Regions from separate parts of the Homo sapiens genome. Here region 2 is linked to region 1. The links are chromatin loops, found by intact Hi-C in ENCODE. Cell type or tissue: dorsolateral prefrontal cortex. All regions are shown on one strand.

Region 1 (2,500 bases):
GGTAGGGTAGGAGTGGTCATCTGCAGGAGAATGTCCCACAAAGAAGTGGCATGGACACTCTGCTGAGGGCTCCAAATGCAGAGGGAAATTGACCCAAAATAGGAAATGATAAATGGCATGACAGATGAAATCATAGCTCTTTCAAATGGAAAGTAGCCTCCTCCTACAAATAATATTCTTGAATCTGTGGCCTGAAACAACTGGAGGATCACCATTCCTTTTTTTTTTTTTTTTTTTTTTTTTTTTTGTCTGGTGTTACAACCAGAGAAACAGTGGTTTCAATTGGTTGGGAAAGGCAGCATCTACACGGAGAGCACAGCAGGCCTGTTTACCTCTCAGCTTGTGCTGTTGGGTTTACAGCAATATTTTCTGCATCTTAGTCAAAGAATTTTACTTGTCCAGTGTTGAGCTGTTAGAGGAAAATTGATTTGTCTATTTATTTTTAGCAATATTATAAAAACAAGCTGGGGAGAGGGCTGTTCATTCTCTCAACCCCACCTTTCTCAATACATTTCTCAAATAGCACACTCCCTGGGAGGGTCTATGACAACAGAATCCCTCCAGATTTAAATCTAGACCTGAACACTTGAAACCAGGCATGTGATATTGGAAAAGTGGCTTTCAACCACCTTGTGAATGAGAAGCGGCAGCCAGCAAAATGCAACCATGAATCTACTCCCAAATCATGAAAGCTGTTGACTTCCTCATTTATTATGTTAGTGGCTCAGGGGAAAATAAAAACTGCACAGTGATTTGCAGTCAAATTTCTACTGCACTACTGGAAGTTACAATGGTGTAAGGTGGGGGGAGTTTTCAGCTCTGATGTTCTAGTAGAGCTGAGTGAAGGGAGAGGCAGGCTGAAGGACTTTGAGTCCTGGTCCATTCATCTCAATTTTCCTAACTGAACAACCCACTCCCCGACTAGAAAAGTCCTCTCCTTAACTGGGCTATAGCTACAGTCTACAGATAATGCAGCCACTGGATACTAAAAGCCACTAGGTGGCATTTGTGATTTATTACTTTGGAAGCTGAGATTTTTAAAATATCTCTGCTGATCCTTTGCTTAGACTGAACAAGACATTTAACATTCCTAAGCATTTCATTCAAGAAATGCATAGTTGGTTCTCTTTATCAAGCTCAAAAGGGATGGGGGAGGCGCAGTGACTGGCTTGAGAAGTTGAATTTCAGATCATCTACATTCTTTTGCAGGTCCTCTGTGACCTCACACCATCAGCTTACATAAGTAATTACTTGTCTACAATTAAGCTGTAAATAATGCAATCACTCCATTCTTGTCCCATCACTCCAGTCCCAACCACAACAAATAGTGCTAATCACATACTTATTCAAGTGTGTAATTATTCACAGTTAAACTTCTGTCACTTTCACCCTGTTTGGAAACAGCAGAACACAACCTGTAATTAGCAAATGTGGCTCCAGGCACTTTTGCTTGGGAGTACGCCAGGGATTCAGCACCTAGGCACTCCTTTGATCTGGAAGCTGGCAAGGCGCCTCACCCTGAGGCCAGAGTGCTATCAGCACTCTGCAAGTCACTGAGATCAATGAATATGTCAAAGGCATCTATCCCAAATCACATATTACTTCCCTCTCTCACTGTGGTTTCTGCCTTCGGTATATATTTCATAGACTTTCCTTTTCTTTTTGAACCCTTTGACTTCAGTTTAAAGGGTTACCAGAAAGGTCTCCAAGCCCCTGTGTTTTCAACTCTGGTTAAAAATGAAAGTCCCAGAAGTCCTGATTGATGATCCTTGTTCTTTCTTAACTCTGCAGTTTTCTTGAACACAGCACAATGGAGGAGGAATGGCCTTTGCTACCTCACCTGGACCACAAGGAAGAAGGAAACCAAAGACTTTAGCCCAACCCTGTGTGAACCACTTCCCCTCAGTCCCCAGCTAAACCACCCTGCATGAGTACTCTAGTTGCAAAGGAGACCAGGTAAACTTCTGATGTTTTGTAGTACATCCGTTATATTTCATCAGAGCAACAACTCAGCAGCACACATCCTTCCCGGGGAGAGGTAATAGTGTCCTCCTGGGTGGAAAGCAGGATTCAGTAGCCAACTTCTTTCCACAGAGGAAGGCCATAGTCCTTGAGCTATGAGGTAGTTCTTTTCATAAAAATATATTGGGCCCACAGAAAAGAATAGTGAGCCATAAAGGCCCAGTATGTACAACCATGAATTAGATTTTTATTTGCATGTCATATTAAGAATTACAATTTGTTTGTTTGAGGAAAGGTTATTCTACCTTCATTAAGACCTCCGACGGCAATTACCTAATGAAAACAAGTTCTCATATCTAGCTAGTTTAATGTCTTCCTTTTCTGATATATCCAATTAAGACAGAGCTTTTTCACTTCAACCAAATGTGAATATGCCTCACAGTAGAAGGGTAAACAGAACTGTTCTTTGTATATAAACATTAGTTAGCTTTTGGTTCTAACCATAACAAAACCAGTTTTTGAAATAATATTTAGAGGT
Region 2 (2,500 bases), 560 kb before region 1:
AATGAAACCTCTTCCATTCAAGGATGCTTTCTTTTTTCACCATTGTCATCATGTGGCTATTATTACCACTATTATGACTACCACAATTTTCTGAATATTTGATAAGTGTACATTTAATGAGAGACATTAGGCAGGGGAAGCATGAAAAGCCTCCACCTCATTAGCCTGGATAACTTAACAGACTTAATCAACAACTGACGGCTGTCGTTTTTCCTGATCCTATTGCATCAGCAACATGGATACCATATGATTCAGACAGCTCCCTGTTCAAAGAGAGCTCTAAGCATATCATTGCTTCCTGGAACAAGACGGGTGCTAACACTTAGGAAATTCTATGTTTCTTCTCTGAAGCATCCCACCTCTTTAGGAAACAATCCCAGAAGAGAGCAAAACAGTTCATGAGTCGGAATGATGAGGCCAATAGTGAAAGGAGTTACAAACAAGTAACCAAGTAATCTTCATATTTGAGATGCTATTTATTTACTCATTTATTTATAAGGTATTTTCTCTAATCATAAAGGAATTAGAAAAGGGGTTTTAATTATTTAACTTCTTTGAGGACTAGCAAAAGAGTTGTTTCTTGTATTGTACTGTCTGGTAAGGGACTAGCTTTAACCATATTCTCAATGCTATGACAGATTTAAAGGGTGTTAGCACCACCAATGCCGAGTTTCTAACCTACCTTTTTATGCATGATGCTATTTAGAGCACTGTTTGGAACACTACAGGAGAAATGTATGGGGAAAGGAGCCTGGAGGGACACTGGCTTTAATTTTAATTTCTTCTGAATTAGATAGCATTTTAAAATCCCAAGTGTACACATTAGTCTACGAAGCAGGAATAATTATGAAAGTGCTCCAGCCATCGCTGCGTATGGCCAGGCTGCTTGCTAGAAGCAGGGATAGGGGACAGTGCAGAGTGGTGAGAACATTGTGTCCTGCATTAAGTCCTGCTTCCCTCAGAGGCTATGTGTCAGACGACTGGTACCCCGGTACTTCGGGCGGGTGAGCCAATTAGCACATTCCCTAGTCTGGAACTGTAGTTGCTGTGTATGTGATCTGCATACTAATTCATCTGAGATTTGACCTTCTGGGCGGAGAAAAACAAGAATCCCAGGTGAGAGAGAACATTGGCCTAGATTTTCCTATCCCTTCTCCTCTGTTCTTTATTTCCAGGCATCTTAACCCAGCTACTTTTTATGACTAACTCTGAGACTGGAAAAGTTTATTTCCCTTGAAAATTCAAATCAATGTATAGGATAAAAACTACCAAAAAAATCATAGTTTTTACCTCCCTCTGCTAATGTCAAAAATGCAATGCAGGTGCTCCTTGTACGATTGACACCCTTGGCCCACATGGGGGCAGTACTACGTAGTCAAAAGCCTCTGGGAGCTTTCAGGGCGTACAAAGAGTCTGGTTGGAGACAAATTTGAATGCATAAGGCAGAAGCAGGATAGTTTTTCATAAACACAAGATTCCTTAGAGCCAATCATTACAGCGTTCTAAATGTTCTTGCTGAAGGAATTAGGAAGGAAAGATGTCTACCAAATTTCCAGCTGCTGTTGCAATCACTTGCCGGGAGATGTTGGGGAAATTTTTTGATTGATGATTCCAGTTAATGCTACTTCTTTTAACATACACAATATGAAACAAACAAATTTTCATTGAATTATCAAATTATATTCCAGGTTTGTTCGAAACAGCAACAATATGTCTTAGATATAGATTTTTAGTTTCTTACTGTATGATACGATGAGTTGCTTTTTGGTAAATTTTCAGATAAAGAATTTCTAGGGAAGCTGTAAAAGTAAGAATGCATTCATAGCCAATGGACCAGTATATTGAGTGCATGGAAGTTATTAGTGGCTTGATGATACTGAATAAATGTTTCCTTCAGATCTCTTTTAAGTTACAACAGCTACATAAATAAACATTGGCCTTATTATGCACTCATCTTATCTGAAGGGTTTTTGATGTTGGGAGGGGAAATCTTTTCCACCAAGATACTTGGGATTGATTAAGTTGGTTACTCGTTAGGCATATTTTAGAAATCCATGGAAAGAGCTATAATGGTACATTGAGCTATAGTATCCCAAATCGTATAGTACTGAAAGACACAAAGTCACAAAGCATTTGTTTCCTTACTCAGAGGTGAGACTATAGCAAGTACACCTTTAGATGGTGTCTCATTTCAACCTTCAGAAAACAAATTTTGAGTTAGCTGATGAGCTCCTGATCACGTTAGGTTGTGTCAAAACAGGGACAATGAGTCATTAAGACAGTCTGAGGCACGGTGTCATGGTGCAAACTATACAAATTCTTACAGAAGAGTCAATGGGCTCTCATGATAGTTTCACTGAACAGAACAGAGGAGTATCTGCCTCTGACACCATCAGCATTGGTTCTTGATACCCTTCCTCTCTGTACTTCTTTTTCTTCCTCTGTCTCTTATCTTTTGGATAAAATTAAACACTGATTTCTCTCCGTCTTCTTCCTTAAC

What was found. Hi-C counts contacts between places; a loop is a spot of excess contacts. Peaks named below come from ENCODE experiments on the same cell type or tissue, not always from the same donor. Only the 100,000 strongest peaks of a DNase experiment are listed, where the experiment ranks them.
Region 2: a loop joins it to region 1, with 4 times the contacts of the local background. A loop is called at or near these places in 2 of 110 quality-filtered maps.

Annotation. Positions count from the first base shown.
Region 1 is chr14:26,393,249-26,395,748 of GRCh38, forward strand. The region is part of intron 1 of LOC105370418 (a long non-coding RNA gene); the gene reads right to left. Among named protein-coding and RNA genes, the nearest start is that of NOVA1, 200 kb to the right of the region's middle. RefSeq lists an enhancer at 1,018-1,711. In dorsolateral prefrontal cortex, CTCF peaks have their summits at 1,000 (motif pointing right) and 1,203; a DNase peak (open chromatin) is centred at 1,482.
Region 2 is chr14:25,832,560-25,835,059 of GRCh38, forward strand. LINC02306 (long intergenic non-protein coding RNA 2306) reads right to left here. Exons shown (of 3, transcript XR_001750924.2): 3 at 449-2,500. Among named protein-coding and RNA genes, the nearest start is that of LINC02306, 4.7 kb to the right of the region's middle. In dorsolateral prefrontal cortex, CTCF peaks have their summits at 1,348 (motif pointing right) and 1,371 (motif pointing right); DNase peaks (open chromatin) are centred at 962 and 1,372; H3K4me3 peaks cover 1,429 bases; H3K27ac peaks cover 2,406 bases.